Regions from separate parts of the Homo sapiens genome. Here region 2 is linked to region 1. A link is a contact called in ENCODE Hi-C or POLR2A ChIA-PET data. All regions are on one chromosome and are shown on one strand. Each heading gives the region's core, a stretch centred on a gene start or an enhancer-like site at or near the end of the contact. The rest is flanking DNA. Distances are from core to core; before and after follow the strand shown.

Region 1 (5,512 bases), core at 842-3,341:
TTTATGAAGGTATCACAATTTATTTATCTATTCAGCTGCTGTTGGATGTTGAGTCATTGCCAGTTTTTGGCAATTATAAATACAACTGCAACAAACATTCACATTTGGTTCTTTTGTGTAGATATATGTTTTCATTTCTCTTTGGTAAATTTCTAGGAGTGGAATTGCTGGGCTTTAGAGTAAGCCTTTGTTTTACTTTATTAAAAATCTGTCTTGCTGGGTGCCGTGGCTTGCACCTGTAATTCCAGAACTTTGGGAGGCCGAGGCGGGCCAATCACTTGAGTCCAGGAGTTCGAGACCAGTCTGGGAAACATGGAAAAACTGTCCCTACATGCCACCCCTCCCTCCCCCACCACCAAAATTAATCCAGGCTTGGTGGTATGCTCCTGGAAGCTGAGGTGAGAGAATCACCTGAGTCCGCGAGGTTAAGGCTGAAGTGAGCTTTGATTGCGCCACTGCACTCCAGCCTGGGTAACATAGTGAGACCCTGTCTCAGAACAAAACAAAACAACAAAATCTGTTTTCCAAAGTAGTAAAGTGCTTGTCTAGCTCCTGCCTTTTAAATGCCCAGTGTTACTGTAACTGGCTCATGATTTGTGCTAGAAAAAATAACAACGAGTCAAATCAACTGGTGTCTGTGGCGTCCTTGTCAATAGAGAGCTTTCAAAAGCAGCTGAGCCCCTGGATGTCCCTCCCTACCTCCTGTTCTGGGATGCTGCCCCGTGGTGGCCATTGACTGGTCTGAGCCCTGACCTGAGGGAAAGTGGAGTCGCCATTTATTGAGAAGCCCGGGAGGCTGAGCAGGCGGCAGTGAGGTGCTGATGGCTCAACAGAGCCTCTTTCTGCCTGCAGGCAGCTGGGATCCTAAATTACCTCCTTTCTGAGTCCAGGAAAGCCCATTAATCAAAACTAAACACCCGATGTGAGCTCCTTGGACGCTGCATTTGTGCACTGGGGTGCACATTCTGGGTTAAATATACAAAATAGGTGTTTAAGGACAGAGGAGCAACTTTTTTTGAAACAATTTTTTATTCAGGTAAATTTACATACTGTGAAATAAGCAGATAGTAAGTGTATACTTTAATGAGCTTTGCTAAATGCGTACACTCAAATCACCACCAATCAAGATTTGGAACATTTCAAAAGGATAAACTCGAAACGGAGGTTCTACCTGGTCTTGTATCAGCATTTTCCTGATCCCTGCTAAGGAAGTGAGCCTCGTAACAGATCCAAGTTAGGTGTCTGTGAATGCTGTTAACAGTAATAACTGACTAATGTGCAAGGTATGTACATACCTGATCTCATTTAATCCTCAGAACAGCCCTATGAGGTAATAGTTCTCATTTCCATTTTGAAGATGAGGAAGCCGAGGCTCAGAGCAGTAACTGACATTGTACATAACATAATATACGGTATAGTACAGTAACTGACATGAAACAGCTCGTGCTGGCAGCCCCTGGAGTCAAACCCAGCGGCAGAGGCTCCAGGTTTGCACTTTCCCCTATACACAGCTTCTCAGACTTCCTTCTGCAATAGCAGTTAAGGACAGGGCAAAGAAGATGCATACTTTGGAAGATAGAGGGAGTATCTGGGGATGTGGCCCATAGTCGGAAAAGTCTTCTTTTAAAAATTAATGCAAAATTTGTTTTCAGTTCCAAATGTGACAGTGTTTATTTTCATATAAAATATGTTTCATTTGCAAAGGTTTGCCCCTGCCCCCATTCAAATTGTTAGTAATAGAATGTGCCGGGATAATGCCACGTGGGCTGTGTGTTATTCCGGGTATGCCCACTGCAAGACATCACCATCTTCTGCTCATTCCTAAGACTGAATTGGTACTTGGCCAAATATTTGTCCTGTTCCCCACCCTGCTCTCCTGTTTTGCATTGGCTTCTAAAGTGGAAGCAGGTGGAGGCAAATATCTGCCCTCCCAGGTGGTATCAGTGCCTTCTGTTCTCCCCAGTGGGCCGGCCCCTGGGTTTTATGATACAAGGCTGGGCCTCCACCCTTCCAGGTTATGGCAGAGGCTGCCCCAGAGATGCCAGAGGGCCTGGAGGTGAAAGAGGAAGTGAAAAGTGAAGATGCAGATCACTTTCTCACGGCAGGCCCGAGTCCTCAGATGGAGAGACAAGGGGCCTGAGCTGGACACCACTTTTCATTTCGAGGGTGGCTTCACATTTGGATCTTTTGTGTAGATATTTGTTTTCATTTCTCTTTGGTAAATTTCTAGGAGTGGAATTGCCGGGCTTTAGAGTAAGGCTTTGTTTTACTTTATTAAGAATCTGTCTTGCTGGGCGCCATGGCTTGCACCTGTAATCCCAGCACTTTGGGAGGCCGAGGCGGGCCAATCACTTGAGTCCAGGAGTTCGAGACCACTGTGGGCACCCACAATGGGTCTGCTCCTGCTCCCTAAGCAAAGGTTCTGGGTGCTCTTGTCCCTTCTCTGAGCACTGTTTCCAACATCTGGCCTCTCTGTGGCTCTGAAGGTGTCGGTCACTGCACACCTGTGATCACCACCACTCAGGAAGCCCTACCTTCCTCCTGGGAGGTAAATATCCCTTCCTCTGACTTGAAACATCCCCAGGTATATGAGTTTCCCTTGCTGTTGTAATAAATTGTCACAAATTTAGTGGCTTAAAACAATACAGATTATTCTCTTCACAGTTGTAGAGGTAGAAAGTCTAAATTCAGTGTGCTGGCAGGGCCGTGTTCCTGCTGGAAGCTTCTGGAAAGAATCCATACCCTTGCCTTTTCCAGCTTCTAGAAGCTGCCTGTATACCTTGGCTCATGACCCCTTTCTCAAGTCCCTCCAACCTCTTGCTTCCAGGACACAGCTCCTATGACCCATTCTGATCTCCTGCTTCCTTCTTGTAAGAGTGGTGCTTACCTCCCACCCACCTGGCTAATCCAGGATAATCCTCCCAGTTCATGATCCTTAACTTCATCCCACCTACAAAGTCTCTTTTGCCATTCTATAAGAAAACATTCACAGGCTCTGGGGATCGGGATGTCGACATTCAGTCTGCCACACAGGAGGACTCAGAATCCTTGGCACCAACTCCTAGGAAAAGGCCACCTGCCCTGTAGGTGATGATGCTATGGGCACAGCTCTCTGTAACTCAGTGTGGCGCTTACTTTGAGAGGTGCACTGGAAAGCACATGGCCCCTCAGAGCCAAGTTCAAATCCTGACCCAATTGTTAGCTCTGTTAACCTGGCACAGATTAAATATGCTATTTCAGAGCCTCCATTTTCTGATCCATAAGAGGGAGGTAGAGATCTGCAGGGAAGATTGAAGATAAAGCATCTAGTACTGTCGCTGGCAAACAGTAGGTGCTCAACAAATGATGGCTATAATTCTTTGGAGGATTTCTAGTGAGCTACGTAGAAGCAGAAGTGACACTGTTCCTCAGCTTAGTTCACATGGGTGATTACATGGTTACTAAAAACAAACAAATGAAACATGTAAATGCGTTCCCCAGGCCTCCAAATTCTAAAACCCGGAGCTACAAGTTTGGAAAGGGCAGATGATAGTGACATACAATGATGACATTCCTGCATCCCCTTCCGCCTGCCCTCTGCTCATCCCAGGCTCAGATCCCCCACGGAGTAAACAAAGCACAGCTAGACTAGAATTGCCTCAGTGCCCTGGACTGGGGCTACCACGGCCTGAGTGGGACCCTCAGGGTCAGGTCCTCAGCTTCTGTGCTCATGGCTGGGAACTAACTGGTGCACGGTGGAGTGGCCGTAGCGTTGATGCCAAGGAAGTTTCTTCAGTGGGAACAAAGACCAGGGAACTCATAAAGCCTCTGGGCTCTTTATCTCAAGTGGAAAAGGGCTAACATTTCTGACTGAGTACTGGCAGCCAGTTGCTTTACATAAGTTATCTTTATTTGATCCATCAGGATATTGCTGTCTACATTTTACTGATGAGGAAGCTGGAGCCCCGAGAGCTTAACTCCCTTATCTGAGCTCACACAGCTAGGAAGGGGCTGGCATCTGTCCAACCTCTAAGCCAACCAGCCCATGACACAGCAGTATCTGAATTTCTGGCTAATTCATGAATCTCTATTGTATTGCAAGAAAGGAAAAACAAGATCCCCTTATCAGAGGCAAGGGAATGATATATGAGTTTTATCGGGTGGTTTATAGGCTCTTTATCATGGATCCAGTGCCTCTTGGGAGATGGCCATGCCAAGGCCATGGCTGTCATGCTGATGGATGTGCCATTCCTTGTTTAATCCAGCCTGTCCCTCCCTCCTGAAACCTTAGCCCCCATTTCCCATCTAAGGGACATTGTGAGGGCAATTTTTTCATTTTTAAATACAAATTTTAATTTTATCTATGTATTTTTGAACTGGCAATGTAGTCACCTTGTTCAAAATTAAAAGAAGCCTGGGCAACATAGCAAAGCCACTGTCTCTACGAGAAAAAAGAAAGAAACCTAGCCAGGCACAGTGGCTCACACCTGTAATCCCAATACTTTGAGAGGCTAAAGTCGGGGGATTCCTTGAGGCCAAGAGTTCAAGACCAGCCAGGGAAACACAGTGAGACCCTATCTCTACAAAATTTTTTAAAAATTAGCCAGGTATGAAAGGCCGGGCATGGTGGCTCACGCCTGTAATCCCAGCACTTTGGGAGGCCCAGGCTGGTGGATCAGTTGAGGTCAGGAGTTCAAGACCAGCCTGGCCAATATGGTGAAACGCCATCTCTACTAAAAATACAAAAATTAGCCGGGCATGGTGGCACGTGCCTGTAATCCCAGCTACTTGGGAAGCTGAGACAGGAGAATCACTTGAACCCAGGAGGTGGAGGTTGCAGTGAGCTGAGATCATGCCACTGCACTCCACCCTGAGCAACAGAGCGAGACTGTCTCAAAAAAAAAAATTAGCCAAGTATGGTAGCATGCACCTGTAGTCCCAGTTACTTGGGAGGCTGAGGCAGAAGGATTGCTTGGGCCCAGGAGTTTGAGGCTGCAGTGAGCTATGATCACCTCACTGCACTCCAGCCTGGGCAAAAGAGCAAGACCTCGTCTCAAAAAAAAAAAAAAAAAAAAAAAAAATTCAAAGGGTACAAAAGCAGATATGCTGAAAAGCTCCTTCCATCCTTCCCCCCGCCAGACACCCGTTCTCCTGCCCAGAGACGACCAAAGTTATCAGTGTTCCTTCCGAGAGATATTCTACATAAATTCAAGCAAATATATATTTATTCTTTTTTCTGTACAGATGATAGTATACCATGCACATTCTTCTGCATCTTGCCTGTTTTTGTCTAACTTGTCATATAATACATGAAGAACTTTCTCATTTTTTCATCTGAAGTACAAATTTTATATAAAATTATGAAAAAGATAATGTGTGACTAACAACAAGGTACATCTTTTTAAATGAGTCTATTTATCAGTTAGCTAGCTTGCACAATAACTGTACATTATTTAAGACATTGGCCAAGGAGCCAGGCACAGTGGCTCACGCCTGTAATCCCAGCACTTTGGGAGGCCGAGGTGGGTGGATC
Region 2 (5,512 bases), core at 1,483-3,982, 330 kb before region 1:
GATAAAAGTTAGCATCATCAGAAATGCAACACATTACTATTGTGTGGCACCTGATACACTGAGAAGAACACAGAGGCATTTCTATGATATGCCTCCCAAGATTCATAACCTGAATCTACACTTGAGGAAATAGAGAAGCCCAAATTAAGGGACGCTAAAAAATAACTGGCCTGTAATCTTCAAAAGTGTCAGGGTCAGGAAAGTCAAGGAGTTACTGAGGAAGTGTTTCATGGCTAGAGACATATGACAAGTAACTGCAATGCATGGTTTGAACTGGATCATTAGCTGTAAACAATGTTATTGGGGCAACTGGTAAAATTTGAATGGGATGTGAAGATTAGATAGTACTAACGCATCAGTGTTTCTTTCCTGATTCTGATGGTTATATTTCGGTTATGTAGAATATCTTGTTTGTAGAAATTCCACACAGGTGATGTCAGCAATTTGCTCTCAAATGGCTCAGTAGAAATAGTTCTTTGAATTGTATCTCTGATTTCCCTGTAATTTTGTGATTGTTTCAAAAATTAAAAAAATTTTTTTAAAAGGAAGAAATGCTGGTCTCCCTTAGAACTTGTTGGAAATGCAGCTTCTTGAGCCCCACCCCAGATCAATTCTTCAGGTGATTCTGATGCACTGAGAACCACTGTACTAGCCCGTTTATTCAAATTTTAACATCAAAAAACCATTTCTTAGCTGAGTGTGACTCCCACTACTGGACACAAATAAGATTGGTCTTTTAAAATTTCTACTCCTATTTCCATTGATAATTCATTATAAAGCTGAAAAGGTTGATACTAAGAAAGTAGAATAATACATTTTAGAACTGTTTTGAAAAAAGAGGGAAGGAACTGCTATTTATTGAGAGCATGCCATATGCCAAGCTTCATGCTAGTTTCTTTCTTGTAGGAAAGAAAATCCATGGATTTTCAGGATAGCCTCCAGAAATTTAAATCAGAATCCTCCAGCCCAATTCACTGAATATTCTAGCTTCTTAGAAACCATTCACCATTCCTTCAACAAACATCTATTGATGGCCTACTATGTGCCAGGAGTAAGAAAAGCACTGAAAGTTACATGGCAGTAAATTCATGTACACAGTATTTGGTGCTTATGACAAAAACCTTCATAGCACATGTAACCTTTTTTAAAATAAGAGCTTTATTGAGATATAATTCACATACCACATAATTTATCCATTTAATATGTACAATTCAGCAGTTTTTAGTATATTCACAAAGTTGTGCAACCATCACCATCATACCTTTTAGAACATTTCACCACCCCCAAAATAAATTTTCTACCCACTAGCAGTCACTCCTCACTCTCTCTTCCCCCCAACTCCTGACAACCACTAATCTACTTTCTGTGTCTATGGATTTGCCTATCCTGAACATTGCATATAAAAGGAAACATAAAATATGTGGTCTTTTGTGATTGGCACCCTTCAATTAGCATAATATTATGAAGGTTCATCTGTGTTGTAACATTCATCAGAACCAGAACTCCATTCCTTTATACTGCTGAATAATGTTCCACTCTATGAATAGACAACATTTTATTTTTAAATGTTTAATTGAATTTAATTAAAAAATTCTTGAGACAGGGTCTCGCTCTGTCACCCAAGCTGGAGAGCAGTGGCATGATCACAGCCCACTGCAGCCTCGACCTCACGGGCTCCAGAGATCCTTCCACCTCAGCCTTCCGAGTAGCTGGGTGTACAGGTGCGCACCATTACGCCTGGCTAACTTTTCTATTTTTTTCTAGAGATAGGGTTTCTTCATGTTGCCCAGGCTGGTCTCAAACTCCTGGACACAAGCGATCCGGCCTCCCAAAGTGCTGAGATTACAGATGTGAGCCACTGTGCCCGGCCAACATTTTATTTATCCATTCATCCATTGATGGATATTTGGATTATTTCTACTTTTTTACTATTATGAATAATGCTGCTATGAACATTTGTGTGCAAGTTTTTATGTGAACATATGTTTTCCTTTCTTTTGGGTATATACCCAGGAGTAGAATTGCTGGGTCATATGGGAAATCTAAGTTTAAGCTTGGAGGAACTGCCATACTGTTTTCACACCTGCAGTGTCTGAGCGTATCAGGGCTCTGATTTCTGCACATCCTTGTCAACACTTGGTATAGTATATGTAATCTTTGCATCATAATTAAACTGTGAACACTTAATTCTTTTTTTTTTTTTTTTTTTTTTGAGACGGAGTCTCTCTCTATCTCCCAGGCTGGAGTGCAGTGGCGTGATCTCGGCTCACTGCAAGCTCCGCCTCCTGGGTTCACGCCATTCTCCTGCCTCAGCCTCCCGAGTAGCTGGGATTACAGGTGCCCGCCATCACGCCCGGCTAATTTTTTGTATTTTTGGTAGAGATGGGGTTTCACCGTGTTAGCCAGGATGGTCTTGATCTCCTGACCTCGTGATCTGCCCGCCTCGGCCTCCCAAAGAGCTGGGATTACAGGTGTGAGCCAACGTGCCCAGCCCCTACACTTAATTCTTAGAATGAAGACCACTGGATGGGTTATAAAGACTTGAAATCAAGCATTATGAAAGTAGCTTGCTTGTGTCATCAAGAAGTATTTAAGGAGTGCCTCCTAGATATAGGGCACTACAATAGGAAATAGGCTCTTTGAAGGTGTTTTTTTGTGGTTGTGTTAAGTAAATGGGGCACCTATGACTCAGATTTCCCTGGCAAGCCAGGAAGTATCTCAAAATCTCCAGGTCTGGTTCTACAGGCAGGGCAGCATGACTGAAAAATCTGGTATTTCAGATCACCCACGGTAGGCAGGGACAAGTAATGATAGCTTTTGGCAAACCTAAGACAGATCCAGGACACCTGTAATTGGCCTGAGTTTCCGGCTTTGAGTTCAGACCTAGCCTTTAGGCCACTAACTGGTGAACCATTGGCCAGATCTGACCCACAGAGGTGTTTTGTTTGACCTGTGAAGTGTTTGGAACGTTTTGATTTGAAATTCCTTTATGCTCTCCACTCTGTTATTGTTTTATACCCGACCTGGTTCACTCTTTTACATTATCTACCTGGCTCATGGAGGTATTTGAGTTTGCAAGTCCTGCTCAGGATGATGCCTTAGTCATATGTTTAAGGCCTGGGCAATTATCAAATAGAATATCATTGCCATAATAAAAAAGCAGAGTTACATCCCTATATCAACAAGAAGCAGTTGTTAAACCCATAATTGTGCAACATGCAACATAGAGAACAGTAAATAGTTGTGACCTATACCTATGAGGACCTTATAAACTAAGGTAAACCATGCTGACACAGACAGACTTTCACATGGTCAACAGAGAGTAGAAAAAGGCATATGGACCATGAAAATAAACATGATGAAGGTCAGTAATGAGCATGGTGGCAACAGCCAAACTTACGGGCTTGTGTTCCTACGTACACACGTATTCTAAAAATCGTCTCTTTATGAAAGACCCTCTTCCCAGATTAAACCTATTAAAATGTGAACTTATTTGATGGACATATTTGCAAGACTTGTGACATTCCAACATTGCTCAGTAATGCCAACATTCAGAGAGTTCTCTTAAGGCAGATGTAGTCATTGAAATGATCAGGTGTGTGATTAGAAATGTGACTGGAAGGCCAGGTGCAGTGGCTCTCACCTGTAATCCCAGCACTGTGGGAGGCCGAGGCAGGTGGATCACCTAAGGTCAGAAGTTTGAGACCAGCCTAGCCAACATGGTAGACCCCGTTTCTACTAAAAATACAAAAATTAGCCTGGTGGGGTGGCAGGAGCCTGTAATCCCTGCTACTCAGGAGGCTGAGGCATTAAAATCATCTGTATCTGGGAGGCGAAGGTTGCAGTGAGCTGAGATGGCACCACTGCACTCCAGCCTGGGTGACAGAGTGAGACTCCATCTCAAAAAAAAAAAAAAAAAAGCATCCTTGGATGCTCTTGGTGCCCTGAGCATGTCCTGTCACCTGCTGATGCACCCATCTCAGGCCACAGGGAATGTTGCCAGTGACTCATAGCCACACCCTCACCTCCTTGCCCAGAGATCCCTCGGATGTTATACCACCCCAGGGAGGAATGTGGTCTGCAGCTAATGAGTGGTTAATACAGGCTTTAAAAGCCCTGGACTCTTGCCTTAAGGTGGGATGACTGCATGGTGCACACACACTCCAGAGCTTCCTGTGGGGTTAGGCTGGAGCCAGACCTCACCGAGCTTACATCTTCGCCTGGCTTCCTCCCCGTGCTAGTTTACTTCCCTTATTCCCCTACACATTTCACTTGAGAGCACTCTGTCAAAAGATCACAGGTACCAGAAACCCCATCTCAGCCTCCGTTTCTAGGAAACCTGATCTGGGACACCTAACCTACCCTACAAAATTGTCCTTATGGGGTCAAATTTTTAAATAGTTATTAAAGCATAATACACATGACATTAGGCATGTAATGGTTAGAAAGTAACAGCCCTGAGCTGCAGCAGTCATGGTGACCCTCTAATAGTCCCTTAAAGGCAGTTTTATGGCATTAATGCCTCTGCCCAGTGGAAGAGCCATTTCAGTTCATACTTCAATCATAAAATTACTTTTCCATCAAACCAGAATGCTTATATAACCCCTTCCTTTACTGAAATGTGGCCAGAACCGAGAGAGAGAGAGAGAGCTATAAAATTATGAAGACAAGCAGTGAGCCTAGATTGCCTTATTGACGTACATAATTTATATAACCAAGCTCTGTATCTTACAGAAAAGTACTTTCAAATAGAAAGTGCTTTGATTTTGATGAGAGAACTGTGATTGTTATATCACTCTGGCTTCTACAATGCACAGTATACCTAATTGTCTTAACAACTTTGTGCAACATTTTTCCTGAAACCTAAAAAGTTTGCAGTGTGTGTATGTGTGGATTGGTTTCCAAGGGCTGCTGTAACAAATGGCCACAAATTTGGTGGCTTACCACAACAGAAGTTTATTCTCTCACAGCACTGGAGGCCAGAAGTCTGCAATCAAGATGTCATAGGGCTACACTCCCTCCAGCTCCACAGGAGAGGGTCCATTCTTTGCCTTTTCCAGGTTCTGGTGGCTGGTGGCATTCCTTGACTTGTGGCAGCATCTCTCTAGGCTCCATTTTCACACGGTCTTCCCTTCTCTGCGTGTCTTTTCTGTCTCAAATCTCCCTCTGCCTCTCTCTTATAAGGATACTTGTCATTGGATTTAGGGCCTGCAAGGATAATCCAGGATGATCTTGTTCAAGATCCTTAACTTAATGACATTTGCAAGGACCCTTTTACCAAATAAAGTCAGAGTCACAGGTTCTAGGGATTTGAGGTGGACAGCTTTCTAGGGTGCCATTTTTGGTTCTACCACAGTGTTTATAAACGTGGGTGTGCACAACCACAGGAAGATAAGGAGGGGTGTATATATTTGAAGAACCTGATCAGAGCTTGTACATTTAGCTTGTACAGTCTAACTTGTACATTTAGACTCACATTGAACATCCACAATCTTAACTCCTTTCTTTTTTT

Evidence for each region. Hi-C counts contacts between places; a loop is a spot of excess contacts on that map. ChIA-PET counts read pairs that join two places held with the same protein, here RNA polymerase II (POLR2A). Pooled maps may share reads with other maps.
Region 2: a loop to region 1 is called in a map of PC-9, with 15 times the contacts of the local background. The contact joins two enhancer-like sites. A Hi-C loop is called at or near these places in 1 of 168 maps with a recorded cell type or tissue (PC-9), 1 of 37 single-sample maps with no recorded cell type and 4 of 50 pooled maps. POLR2A ChIA-PET finds 5 or more read pairs at or near these places in 4 of 52 experiments (HepG2, PC-9, activated B cell and 1 more).

What each region holds. Positions count from the first base shown.
Region 1 is chr6:13,394,015-13,399,526 of GRCh38, reverse strand. All of the region lies in intron 1 of GFOD1 (Gfo/Idh/MocA-like oxidoreductase domain containing 1), which reads left to right. Among named protein-coding and RNA genes, the nearest start is that of TBC1D7-LOC100130357, 68 kb to the right of the region's middle. Within about 2 kb of position 2,091, at least 9 of the 41 ENCODE cell types and tissues checked have a DNase peak (open chromatin) inside an H3K27ac peak, as active enhancers do; they include PC-9, where a contact is called at or near this core.
Region 2 is chr6:13,722,976-13,728,487 of GRCh38, reverse strand. No RefSeq gene overlaps it. Among named protein-coding and RNA genes, the nearest start is that of RANBP9, 14 kb to the right of the region's middle. Within about 2 kb of position 2,732, at least 7 of the 41 ENCODE cell types and tissues checked have a DNase peak (open chromatin) inside an H3K27ac peak, as active enhancers do; they include PC-9, where a contact is called at or near this core.